Regions from separate parts of the Mus musculus genome. Here region 1 is linked to region 2. Evidence: chromatin loops called from intact Hi-C (ENCODE). Cell type or tissue: left cerebral cortex. All regions are shown on one strand. Links, peaks and the distances in the headings refer to the core of each region. The heading gives the core; the rest is flanking DNA.

What was found. A loop is a pair of places that touch in the nucleus more often than their neighbours do. Peaks named below come from ENCODE experiments on the same cell type or tissue, not always from the same donor. Only the 100,000 strongest peaks of a DNase experiment are listed, where the experiment ranks them.
Region 1: it touches region 2 in a loop (2.2-fold over the local background); 30 of 42 quality-filtered maps call a loop at or near these places.

What each region holds. Positions count from the first base shown.
Region 1 is chr9:40,843,462-40,851,938 of GRCm38, reverse strand. No RefSeq gene overlaps it. Among named protein-coding and RNA genes, the nearest start is that of Bsx, 26 kb to the left of the region's middle. In left cerebral cortex, for the core only: no CTCF peak of the experiment used is centred there; no DNase peak of the experiment used is centred there.
Region 2 is chr9:40,968,583-40,974,490 of GRCm38, reverse strand. Crtam (cytotoxic and regulatory T cell molecule) reads left to right here. Exons shown (of 10, transcript NM_001281954.1): 10 at 854-1,693. The coding sequence ends at 978. Among named protein-coding and RNA genes, the nearest start is that of Jhy, 8.5 kb to the right of the region's middle. In left cerebral cortex, for the core only: no CTCF peak of the experiment used is centred there; a DNase peak (open chromatin) is centred at 962; H3K27ac peaks cover 272 bases.

The DNA of each region.
Region 1 (8,477 bases), core at 3,277-5,776, 130 kb after region 2:
CAAGTTAATTAGAAATGCAAAGTGTGAGTCTAAATGTTATGAGATTATAAAATGGCTTAATAATGGGAACAATGAGATTGAAGCATATGCATTCTGGCCATGTAAATATTTCCTAACAGTGCCAATCTGATTTCATTTGCCTAATCATGCCATTGATATGCAGCCACCAGCCTGCAACTAGAAAGGCTGGATAGCAACAGATCACCCTTCTAATGTCATAATTATTAATCTTGGAGGGGAATGGAGCTGTTACAGTCTGATGCAGGCTGCTGGGCCCTCTTGAATTAGCATGGGGGGGAGCAACGCTGGGGAAGGAGAAGAAAGGGAACACACCAGCCCCAGCATTCCCACGTAGCTTGCTGCTCAGGAGTAGTTAGGCAATTAGGAAACTTAACAAATTAAAATGGCAAAGAATGCTGAAGAGAGACTAGGCATCAACTCCTCAACCCTCAGCAACACACACACACACACACACACACACACACACACACACACGCATGTGAGTAAAAGAGGGGACTTTTTGTAGCACCTAAGACTGAGAGTCCAGGAGACAAATAGACAGAGAATGGGCTGAGCAGGGCAGATGCATATTCTCTTTGTTTTCTCTGTTTGATCGGTGTGTCCCAGATCTTTTGTGCACAAAACCTCACTTCTCCTTTCCGACTGAATCGGTGGCCACATTCCTTCCACTGTGGACTCACTGGCCTGTGAGGGTCTTGTCGCTCCACTTCAGGTATAAGGAATGTCTAGTCAGGTTGTTCTCTGTACTTCCCGTGGAGAGTGCATTGTGTGTGCCTCTGTGTGTGTGTGTGCGCGCGCGTGTGCATGTGCGCGTATGCGTGTGTGAGAGAGAGAGTTAGAAAGTGTATGGGGGAGTGTGTGTGTGTGTGTGTGTGTGTGTGTGTGTGTGAGTGTGTGATGTGTGACTGTGTGGTGTGTATATGTGTGTATATGAGTGTGTGGTGTGTGTATGTGAGGGTGTGAGGGTGTGTGAGTATGTATGCATGAGTTGTGGTGTGTGTGTGAGTGTGTGGGGTACGTATGTGTGTGAGGGTGTATGTGAGTGTATGGAGTATATATGTGAGTGTGTTCTGTGAGTGTGTATATGTGAGTGTGTGTGGTGTATGTTTGTGTGTGTTATAGCACATGTATGTAGGTCAAAGGACAACCTCACCTGTCATTCTCCTTCCACTTTGTCTGAGACAGGGTCCTTGCTGTCTAGCACTGAGTACACCAGGCCAACTCTCCCACAAACTTCTGGGGATTCTCTTATCCCACCTCTCATCTTGCTACCTTCATTCTCCATCACACCGTATGAGCGTTGGGACTACAGGTATGCAATTCTACATCTTGTTTTACATAGGTTCTGAGGAATCTGAACTCAGACCCTCAGGCTTGCACAGCCAGTACCAGGGGAGTCCTCACCCCAATCTCCTCCCCCATGGCATTTAGTGTGGTGATATAAGTGATGGCTCGCAGATGCCAGGGCTACGTGCCAGGTACCACAGCAAGGGCACAGCTGTTAGATAGGGCATGATGATACGGGTTTAAGTTCTGGAACTGCACTGAGCTGTGTGACTATGGGCAAGTCATTTGACCCCTGTGCACCTCAATTTCCTTTTTTTTTCCTTTTTCCAATTTTTTATTAAGTATTTTCTTCATTTACATTTCAAATGCTATCGCAAAAGTCCCCCATACCTTCACACCCCCCGCGCCACTCCCCTACCCACCCACTCCCACTTCTTGGCCCTGGCGTTCCCCTGTACTGGGGCATATAAAGTTTGCAAGACCAAGGAGCCTCTCTTTCCAGTGATGGCTGACTAGGCCATTTTCTGCTATATATGCGGCTAGAGACAAGATGCTCTGGGGGTACTGGTTAGTTCATATTGTTGTTCCACCCATTTCCCATTTATAATCCAGGGATCGTGACACCTGCCTCATAGGACAAAGATGGCGATGTCAGTGCTAGCTAGAGCCACCTTGTTTCAAAAGGATGAGGAGCAACCAGAATGCTCTTCATAAAATATCAAATGCAAAGCCAGGTAATGGTGGCACATGCCTTTAGTCCCAGCACTCAGGAGGCAGAGGCAAGTGGATCTCTTGAGTTTGTGGTCAGTCTGGTCTATAGGAAGAGTACCAGGAGTTGAAGAGATGGCTCAGCAGTTAAGAGCACTGACTATGCTTCCAACGGTCCTGAGTTCAGTTCCCAGCAACCACATGGTGGCTCACAACCATCTGTAATGGGATCCGACACCCTCTTCTGTTCTGGTGACAGCTACAGTGTGCTCACATAATTAAAATAAATAAGTTAAAAAAAAAAAGAGTACCAGGACAGACAGGGACACACAGAAAAGCCCTGCCTCAAGAAACAAAAGCAAAGTAAACAACAAAAACAAAACAATATATACATACATATATGTGTGCATATATATATATACATATATGTGTATATATGTATATGTGTATGTATCATATGTTAATTTTACATTATTTAAAATCATTATATAGCTATTGTATATACTATATAAATGAGTATATATATATAGCTATATAAATCATTACATAGCTACTATTACTCATTGTCAAGCAGAAGGTGCAGCACAGGCTACAGCAAGCTGCATAGCTCACTTGGACTCTTCCTCTCCTATTTGCTGATTTCACTTGTCTGGTTCCCGCGGACATTTGAATGAGCAGCCATGGGCTATAAGAAATGGAAGAATCGCCGGGCGTGGTGGCAAATGCCTTTAATCCCAGCACTCGGGAGGCAGAGGCAGGCAGATTTCTGAGTTCGAGGCCAGCCTGGTCTACAAAGTGAGTTCCAGGACAGCCAGGGCTACAGAGAAACCCTGTCTCGAAAAACTAAAAAGGAAAAAAGAAAAAAAGAAGTGGAAGAATCTCAATGTGGCATCTGGACTTGAACCCAAGCAGGTTGCAGGTTGCCCATTTGGGAAAGTGCTGCACTCTAATAGTCTGGCTCAGGTAGATGGTTGCTGCCATATGAGAGGAAATGTCAGCCCTCATTCAGGAAAAGAGTTCCTGGATTCCCACAAGGCTCTGCTGTGAGAGATCTGGCATGTCTTACTTAAGACTCTGGGCTTGGGCTCAGGCCTTTTCCTCTAATGGCCGATATTAATCTGCCTTTGGCATCTTAGTTACATACCCATCTTGAGCCTTCTGAGGCAGAGCTGCCCAGAGGCACCTTCTCGTGACTAAGCACCCCTCCGCTGCAGCTAAGCCCCACTCTGCACCATCAGGACCCTCCGTCTCTAGGGCACATCTAAGCTCCCTGCAGATAACAGGCAGACCGCAGAGAAGGCTTGGGGTTTATTACAGCACCAGCATCTGGATTGAACCTTTGCTCCAGTGCGGCAGTCAACTTAGCTCTCTAAGTGCAGCCAAGGGGCAGCAGAGGTGAGATGCAGTCAGTTGATGCTTGGTGTCCATGACAAATCTGTCCCTGCACACACAACATCCAAGGATGTTTGTGTCCAGTTCATAGGATGATGCATGGTCTACATACACATGGTTTGCTTGTTTGCTTGTTTGTTTTGAAGCAAGCTTTTATTCTATAGACAAAGCTGGCCAGAAAATCACTATATAGCCTAGGCTGGCCTCTAACTTATAATCTTTCTGCATTCGCCTCCCAAGTGCCGGGATGACAGGCATACAGCACCATGACCTTACCCCTAGATTGCGTACAATGCCTAATTTAATGCAAATGCTAAACAACTGGTTATGTTTATTGTATCGCTGAAAGCATGGTGACAAGATGTAAAACCAGAGAGGGGGCTGTGAGATGGGGCAAGATGTTGAGGAAGGAAGGCAGAAATCAAACATTTAAAGGAAAGAAGAGAAGAAGCCACTGGAAAGGGAGGAATACGTGGAAGAGATGGGAAGAAGAGGAATATGAGGATTAAGAAAACCAAATTACACATAAAAATGCCATAATGAGCCCTAATTCTTATATGCTGATTAGAATTGTTTTTAATTTTTAAATAAGCCAGACTTTGAAAGATGGCTCAGCAAGTCAAGGCACTTGCCACTCAGCCAGACCACCTGAGTTCGATCCCTGAGACCTGCAAGGAGAGAGCTAGCTCCCACAAACTGTCCTGAGACCTCCACTGTATACCATGGCATGTGCACTCCTCACAATGAAGTATGATACACAAGTACACACACAATCATTGGGAGAGAGGGGGGGAGAGGCAGGGACCGAGTGAGAAATACAAAATTAAATAGTGGTGTGGGGTAAACACAACAACAACAACAAAAAAATCAAACACATTTAGTATTTAGTTCAAGTGAATTTTTTCAAGTATTTTTCAATCTGATCATTGTGGGTATAGCTCAGTGGTAATATGTTTACTTGGCTTGCATAAGATCCTGGGGTTCTGAGCCAACAAAATGTCACTTGCTGTATCAGTGCAAAGACCTGTGTTCAATTCCTGAACCCCATGGTGGAAGAAGAGAAGAAACTCCTCTGACTTCCACATACCAGTGCCACATATCACACACACACATCCATACATCCATACATCACAACTACCCACACATCACACACATCCACACACCCACACATGCACACACATATCACACACAGAGACACACTTGCACACCCATACATCATACCTACCCATACATCACACACACCCATACATGCACACATCACACACGTGAACACACATATCACACAGAAGCACACATTCACCCCCATACATCACATCTACCCATACATCACACACACATACATACACAGAAGAAAGAAGACCCTAGGTTCCTTCCTAAGCACTGTTGAGAAAAATTAAATATTTTCAGTCTTTACTGGCTTGAATCTGTGGACATGAGACCTGCCTGTGCAGCACAGTACTTCTGGGTGCAGAGGCCAGAGCAGGAGAGTCAGGGCCTAAGTTTTGGCTTCCCTTCTGTTTGCTACCTCAGGCAAGTCCTTAGCCTTTTAAAGCCACCATTGCCCTTGTTCTTTAATATAACCAAATGGAATTAATTATAGTCCCTAACTTGGGCCACTGCAGTGATCAGGTCAGCCTACATAAATCATTGACCATATGAAACTTAAGTAAAAACTATTTTTGTTGCACGCAAATCAGTGTCTCAGATGTATGGATGTCATTTCTGCATCTGACCCCTGATTCCTTTGGCCAGTCATCCCCCATGGCCTTCCTCTGGGCTGGAGACAAAGGAAGAGCTCTCTTGGGGCTTTGCCAAGCAAATGATAACAGGTTGGACCCAATTAGGACAAGATCCCCAGAACAGATGCTGCTTGTATGCAGAGGAGGGGATAAAAGAATGGGTACCAAGGGCTTAGGACCTGCTCGTAGAAGATGCTAATTGATTTCTTGCTGATCATTTTTCCCTTAAATGAACAAGAAAGAGTGTATCTCTGAGGCTCGCGTGCTTCACAGGCTAACGTATATCTGTGTCCAGACAGGGGTGAAATTTGTCTTTGTTTTTCTTTCCATAAGACACCTAGTCTCATTTGTCCCAGGCAAAGATTTTAATCCCTGGCAGATCGTCAGAGCTAGATGTGGATAAAGGTTACCTTCAAAATTACATGGGGGGCACTGCATCTTGCACACTCTGAGGCTATCCAAAGGCCTGGAAAATCGAGGTGGGTTTGACATATTCTTGTGGGAGAGGGAAGAAAATGAAACCCTGGTGAGCCCTAGAAACCGACAAGACCCTGATTCAGTAGAAAGAATCTGCCTCAATGACAGGCGAGGTCTCTGTAAGAGTCACCCCAGCTTAGAATTCTTTCTGTTCCCTGTTTCCTTGCCTCTTATTGCTATGTCGTGCTGGACCGTATCAATCTGGTGACAGACTGCCCTTGAGAAAGAGCCTTGTCCTGAGCATAACATCAGACACTTACGGCAGGCCTGGCACTGTTCCCTTTGCATTTTCCCATTAACACATTTAATCCTCACAGAGATTCCATCATATAGGTGCAATTACTGTCCCTGAGCTACCTAGAAATTGAAGGGCAGAGGTCACATGTAGACTGAACTCAAAAGGCTGACAAGAGTCCCACACCTCTGCTCTTCCTGCACCCCCAAACCTTCACACCACACAAGCTGAATGTACTGTACAGAATTAAGGGCACAAACCATGGTGGTGCTGATGCCGTGAGTTTAGTGCTGAGACCTCCATAAATGCTAGTGAAGGAACCGACTGCCAACAAGTCACTGATTTGAAAGCTCTGACCTGGACTGGAGAAATGGCTCAGTGGTTAAGAGCACTGGCTCTTCTTCCAGAGGTCCTGAGTTCAATTCCCAGCAACCACACGGTGGCTCACAACCATCTATAATGAGATATGTAATAACACCTACAATAATCTTCTGACTTGGAGGCATACATGCAGCTAGAATGATGTATACACAATAAATAAATAGGTTTTAAAAAAAGTGGTAATCTGGGGCTGACTGGAGCTGGCTGGGGCTAGCTGGGGCTGGCTGGGGCTGGCCAGATGACCAGCCTGACAATCTGAGTTCAGTCCCCAGCAATCACATGGTGGAAGGAGAGAACTGTGTCCCTTAGTTTATTCTCTGACTGCCACAGGCACACTGTGACAGGTGTGCACACACTCGCACACACATAGTGAATAAAATGAAAAATACTGAAGCTCTGATTCTATCACAGCAGCTGACACCCACCTGGAGGTAACTCCAGGGTCAGGGGGGAAACTACTGGGGAGCTATGTCCCCTGCTTGGACTGCTAAGAGGTAGCATATGTCATTTGGGCTACTGAGGAGTACAGACAGCCTTGTGCATACAGGACAACTGTTCTACACTGAACTACATCCCCAGTCTCCTCCTATCTGCTCTTATTGTCACTTTCTGTCACACCCTCTATTCAAAGACTGATCATCTCCTTTTTTTTAAAGATTTATTTATTATATGTAACTACACTATTGCTGTCTTCAGACACTCCAGAAGACAGCATCAGATCTCATTACAGATGGTTGTGAGCCACCATGTGGTTGCTGGGATTTGAACTCAGGACCTTCGGAAGAGCAGTCGGTGCTCTTAACCACTGAGCCATCTCGCCAGCCCCTGATCACCTCCTTTTCTTCCTTCTTTCTTTTCCTTTTTACAGTTTGGAGTGTGTGCATGTGGTATATGAGCGTGTGCACAGGTGTGTGCAGGGGCACCTATGGGAGCCACAGGCTAATGACTTCCTCAGTTGCTTCGCCATTCACCATTTTGACTAGGCTGGCTGGCCACTGAGTTCTGGGGGTCTGCCGGTCTCTGCTCTGAAAGCCCAGATGCATTCCATTGTGTCCGGCTTTTCTGTGAGTACTGAGGGAGTACTGAGGACCCAACCTCCGGTTCTCACACCTGCGTGGCAAGCTCACTGGGCCATCTCCCCAGATCTCACTTCTTTTTTTTTTTTTAAGATTTATTTATTTATTTATTTATTTATTTATTTATTTATTTATTTGAGTGCTCTATTTACATGTATGCCTGCATGACAGAAGAAGGCGCTAGAGCCCATTATAGATAGGACCTCTGGAAAAGCAGCCAGTGCTCTTAACCACTGAGCCATCTGTCCAGCCCCCTCCCCCTACACAAATATCTCCTTATTAACTTTGGAATCATTATGACTTTGTCGTCCCCCTGAATTCCAGACTCCCCTACCTGTAATTGCTAGATTAATATTTCCAGGAAACAATTTCAATTGAGCCAACGCTTGGTACTTGGGATGCCTTTCTAAGCCCTTAGCTGCTTCCCCATCCTCCAAATGCTACACAGCCTGCAGCCTTGCTTTTCTTTCTCCTGCTAATGTATGAATTGACCATTGCTCCATCTCAGACACAATTTTGCATATTATTATCTTATCTCAGAGTTTGTTACCTTGTAGTCCCAGGGTCTGGGCATCTGCGGTAGGACAAAATATCAGAAGACTCTCTTCTTATAAGTTTTCATTTTTAAATTTTTGACAATTTCGCACACATATGAATTGGTATATGCACTCCGATCATTCCCTCTTAACCCCTCCCAGATCCACTTCTTCCTATATAGTCTCTCTGCTTATTTCATGCTTTTTTGTTTGTTCTTCATTTACGTCTTGTGCAGGTAGCCACAGCTGCTGAGTGTTCGTGATTACAACAACCAAGTCATAGCTAGCTTGGTAACACTCCTCTTACCTTCCCACCCCTTCTTCCTCAATGTTCCGTAAGCCTTGGAGAAGTGATGCAGATAACCTGATTAGGGCTGAGCACTCAACAGTCATTCCCAGCACTTAACCAATTGTGAGAGTCTGAATTAATTGTTTACCGTCAGGCCCAGGATGAGAGCATCACTATCCTGTGCATAGAAACATAAGTGTTTAGAAGGCAATTTGGCTATAAGTCACATCAAAAGTAGTAAGTTCCCCACTAAGGCATATGACCTTCTTAGTCATAAGCTTTTGATCAACTATACAAGGTGTACTGGCTGGTTTTGTGTGTCAACTTGACATAAGC
Region 2 (5,908 bases), core at 1-2,500:
GGCAGGCAGAAGGTGACGTGGGGGAGCCTTCCATCTTCATAGGCAGAAGGATTTTTCTCCTGGGCTCAGATTTCCATTTTCTTCCTGTGTTCGTCAGGTTTGGTTTGGTTTTCACTGCTGTAGCAAAGGACAGACAAAGGAAAGACAGCTTTATATTAGCTCTGACTTTCAAAGGTCTCAGTCCACGGTTGTGGGGAGAATATGGTGGAATGCGGAAGTTTGCATCATGGCAGCCAGGAAGTGAATGAAGAGCGAGAACCCAGTTGCTCATGGGCTTCCTCATTTTTCTTCCTTTTATCCCACTGGCCCTTGCCTGTCAGTTGGTGCTTCCCACACGCAGGCTGTACATCACTCTCACTAGAAACAACAGATACCCAAGAACCATGCTTTACTGAACTTTCTAGATGTTTGTCAGTCCAATCATGTTGACAGCCAAGATAATTAGCATAATCCTCATTGCCTCAGTGCCTCAAACCCAACACTGCAGCCACATTGTTTTAGGCTTTCCAGAGATCAGTGTCTGCGGTCATCTCCAGCTCCAGGCTTTGAGAGTTCGGCCCCAACCTAATGTTTCCCACAGGCCTTGTTATTTTCTACTATGTGATTTTGCTGAAGACAATGTGTTATTTTCTGCAGTTGAGTATTTTATTTCTGTTTGGCTAGCGTATTGCTTATGTAATGTAAGTTGCTTTTTTTTTTTTTTTTAACCAAGACTCAACAATGTATTTAGAACATTCACATACGTGAGATTGTTGTAGGTTGGGTTTTATAACTAAAGCATGACCTCCGAGGAGCTTCAAATACACGGGTGCAACACTGTTCAGAGCTCATCTCTCCTGTGTGTCTCTTTCAGCTCCCCAGTCTAAGCGTTGCATGAACTACATCACGCGGTTATACTCGGGAGCCAAAACAAAGAAGAGTGCCCAGCACTGGAAGCTCGGAGGCAAGCACAGCCGTGTCCCGGAGAGTATTGTGTAGTGTTCCCTGCAATAGAAGATAGGATTTCAGGGCAGCCGCATCAGGCCCTGGAAAGGATCGTAAGTACTGTGACATGAAAAAAAATAGAATGTCCATTGAGTACAATTCAAGACAGTGTCCATTGAGCCAGGGCAGCCACATGAGGACCAAGCCATGGACAGAAAGCTCCTCGCTGAAAGGAAAACATAGAAAGAACCTATTATGACTGACACTACCTCAGAGCTGGAGAACTCTGCTAAGTCGTTTTGGATCAGGGTCAAAATGACCAGTGAGCAGCTGACCTCGAAGGGAACAGCTTTTTAGACCTGGGGCTGGAGTGGAACTGTTTGAATTGGTTTAAAATCTTTCCTTCTGGTCAAGAAGAACTTAAGCATGAGAAGTACCCCAAGGAGACCTGAGATGCCAGCAGCCTGCTTTCAAGACAGCCTCTCAGAAGAGGCCTGGTGGGCAACAGAGAAATGTGGGATGTTACAGCACGCAGTGGACATGATGCCCCAGAGAGCCACAACTCTCAACTGAGTTCAACTGACAAGAGGCTTCCTGACTAACCATGAGCCAACCTGACGGGCCACTTTTATCCTAATTACACCATGGTAAAAGTAGGGACAGAAGCAAACCGTGAGTTTGGTTGACAGACTGTTGAATTTGTGACTGGCTTTTAGAATTTTAATAAAGACCAGAATGTGTCTTTTTAGAGGCTGTCATGCCCATTGATTATCTGTGTGAAAAGTCCTTTATGTTAAAAAAAAAAAAGAAAGAAAGAAAAGGAAAAAAGAAAAGAAAAATTTAGACGAAATAGCAAACTGACTTCATAGAAATGAAACATTTCTCATTAGTTGGATCTGAAAAAAACAGCTTGCAAGTGTTACATGAACACACCTGTGCATGCTGTACACACCCATGAACACACTTATACATACTTACTTGTACCCACCCCTATATACAAACAAATATACACACACACACCTGTATCATGAATGTGTTATTGTAGACCCCAGCTCTTCCTGGTCCTATCCCTCCTATGATAATTTTTTTTCCATTTAACAATCACAAAATTGTAGCAAAATATAAAGACAGCATAGACCTTCCTCGCTTATTTGAGAGTGAGTGGGCCTGATACTCAACACCTTTTAAGCCCTTTGATTACCCCAAGAAAGACACCTATCACAGCAGAGCAAACTTCTAAGTCAGGAAAGCAGCATCGCTGTCTTCCACTCACAGTCCTTGGATGCTGTGATGGTTTGAATGAGGATGGTCACCACAGGCTCACATGTTTGAATGCTTGGTCACCAGTTGGTGGAACCGCTTGGGAGGGATTAGAAGGTATGGCCTTGTTGGAGAAGGAGTGTCACTGGGGATGGGCTTTGAGGAATCCCAAACCAGGCCCTGCCTCACTCTCTCTTCCTGCTGCCTACCAATCAAGATGTAAAACTCTCAGCTACTGCTCTAGCAAGATGTCTGTCTGCTTCCTACCGTGATGATAATGGCTAACCCTCTAAAACTATTAGCAAGCCCTCAATTAATGGCCTTCTTTTATAAGACTTGTCTTGGCCATGATGTCTCTTCATAGTAATAGAACAGTGACTAAGGCAAACACCAACCAAGCTTTTCCTGTTGTCCCAACTGTCCTGAAGGCCCCAGCTGGCTTCTCACTTCATCTTCACCTCTGTCTGTTTCTGTTTTCAAGGCCTGGGTGTTTGCAATACAGGGTAATTATTTCACAGAGCAGCTCTCAGTTGGGTTTTGTCCAATGTTTCTTTGAGATTAGGTTCAAGTAACACTTGTCCTGGGCTCTCAAGGAAGCCTGTTGAGTTTTACTTTCTTGTGTATTATTAAGGATAACTTGAAGAGAAGAAAAGATAGCCACTGTGGACAATACAATGGGGGGGGGCACCTGAAGAAAGGAGGGGTGTGCCTTCAGAGAAATCACTTGAACAAAGCCGATACCTAACCTTTGTGCTTCGGTGGGCTGGTGGCAAGTTCTCCACTATATGATTTGGTCTGACACAGCCTACATGACAAGGAGCCAGGTACTGGATAGGACCATACATTTATCTTGCAGCTTTTAGGGGAATGGGCTGCAATGCCACAGAATGCCACAGCCTTATAATTCTATCCCAGAGAGGAAGGGCTGATTGTGGGGAGATGACAAGTCTCGAAGAGAGTCTGCAATGGACTCTGGCATTTAGGATCCAGGATTTGTGATAGTTGCCATGGCTTTTGAGGTATCATCATTGTTGGATCCTCTCAATGGACAGAACTTTGAATTATTTCTATACGTGTATGTAATGTGTATATGTGTGTGCATGTTGGTGTATGTTTAAATCTGTCTATTGAAACCATGAGCTTATTCTTTTTTTGTATTCATAATTCCATCCTCTGAGAGATGTTTTTGTATCCCCAGTGTATTTGCCAATTTATCAGTTCCCTTCTTGGAGGTCATCTCCCAGTTCCACCAGTGCCCATTGCCCTTAGATGTCCTTCTCCGGCAAAGGCTCCATGTCTTTGCTTCCTCCATGTAGGTTCTCTGCTCCTTAAACATGGGTTCTTCGACCTCACATGTGTGGCCCCTCTGTGTGGAAGCCTTTGACATGCACACAGGTGCACAGACACTGCTGTGTGCCAGTCTTCTCACCCATTCAAACTGAGAGTGTGGGCAAGGGTAGCTCCATGTGGAGCACTGACTCCTTCCTAGGCTGGGGCTCTCATACTCTCTCTGGAGCTCCACTTGTTCCTCCTCACACTCGTATGGCCTCCTGCTTTGTCTTCATGATGGAACTGTTTGGGAAGAGTGTACCTGTAGGGGGTTGAGAGGAAGGGAATGAGCCAGGTACCCTGCATTCCAAGGGAGTTTCAGTGTGCAAAGACATCTAGACGTGGCATGCCATTCATAGTTTTGTAGCATCTCTGTGCCCGTCATCCATCAGGCCAACAGCAGTTTTAAAACAATACAGAGGGAAGCACTCTTACCTCAGAGTGGTGCTAATCATTGTTGATTAAGCATACGTTGGCCAATTTTGAGTCTATGTTTGCAGCGAAGCCTCCCGCAGGTTGCCTCCGGTGACTCCCCCAATTTCTCCAGGCCCATTATCAGGAATCAAGTGAATGTACCAACAACTCAGCAGCATGCAGAGTGGAGAAAAGCCCTGAGCCAGAGTTGTCAGAATCCCCCTGTCAGGGGTTCCCCAGTTCAATTCCAGCGGCTGGTGTCAGAAGATTCAGGGAAGCGTTTGGAATCAGTATTTTCTAAAGAGTCTACCGCCTGGTAGGGGAACTCTGGGGAAGCACCAGCCAGACATTTTCAAAGAGGAAGTGAACTGTGAATCCTGCAGTCGAGGTGATCATGGACTCCTGGTTATCACTTTAAAATATTCATGCCAAGCTTATGCGAACAACTAAGGATAGACACTGTACAGCAATCCAAGACTACCTGGCCTCAATGCCATGGCCCCTCTATTGCTGTAGTAAGAGGACTGCAGGGGACATTTAGAATGGAATGAGGTGGTGGGAGCTGTGTTTAATATCTTTCATTTGCCCTGGGAGAGTGATGATTTGGGCTACAACGCTGTGACCCCTTTCCATCTCCCTGGAGAGAGTGTGAAGTACCAACAGATGTGAGAGAGCAGCAAACGTCCAGGGTTAGCAGGACTGACTGCATTCCTCAACTCTAGTTACAATTCAGGTGTTTTTCTCTTTCTCTGGTTCTGAAATTTATCTGCTTCATTCTTGCATCTGTTTAAGTGGACGTTGGAATATCCTCGGCAACTTTTTGTTTCCCTCAAAGCTTTGAATCTAGTTTATTAAATCCCTTGTATTATCCAATTGAGTATATCATCTATCTGTTGCAGAGAAACTTTCCAAGAAAACAGTTATATTTATCAATTTCTCACATGCCAGTAATTCCTGGTCTAATTTTACAGATAGAATATTCAAATTAGGGTCTGAGAGTTTATGTCAAGCATTAAAATATATTTTGAGGGAAACTGATATCCTACAAATATTAGTAGAAGTTTTGAATGAGAAAGAAAAGTTTCCTGGGCTGGCGAGATGGCTCAGTGCGTAAAGGTCTCTGCCACAATCCTGATCATTTGAGTTCAGGATCTGGGACCCACATGGTGGAAGAAGAGAATGGACCCTAGAAAGCTGTCTTCTGACCTCCAGATGTGTGTCATGGCACACTCATCTACACACACAGAGAGAGAGAGAGAGAGAAAGAGAGAGAGAGAGAGAGAATAAATATCTGCAATTTTTTGATGATGTAAGTTGCAATAATGGAGTGCCTGTAGCTTTATTTAATCCAGTTCAAATGTACCTTAATCACAAAGAATAGTCCCTGTGGTATGTGGGAGGAGAGGGGACAGGACCTCCCTGGCACCATTTCCCAGGACACCAGATTTTTCAAGTCCCTTGTATAAAACATTGTGAGATTCACTTATAAACCACATACGTCCTTCTGAAAATGTAAATCCCCTCCAGATTATGAGTGACATTTAATGTGATATAAATGGTGCATAGATAACACTTTGCAGTCTATTGTTTTTGGCATAATGACAAGAGTTGTCTGTCCACGCTCAGCACAGAGGCGACCTGTTTTTACAGCTAAGATTTGTTACATCCGTGGGTGTAGAATAAGTGTGGCAAAAATGCAATGACGTAAAACAACACTGTTCTTGATAGATTTCTGGAATATATTTTTGTTTATTTACATATTTCAGGAGGCTGTTGTTGTCATTGTCGTCGTTGTTGTTGTTTTGTGACAGGGTTTCTCTGTGCAGCGCTGGCTGTCCTGGAACTAGATCTGTAGACCAGGTTGGCCTGGAACTCAGAGATCTGCCTGCCTCTGCCTCCGAGTGCTGGGATTAAAGGTGTGCACCACCACTGCCTGGCTATTTTACATATTTGAGACAGGATCTTGCCACATGGCCCAAGA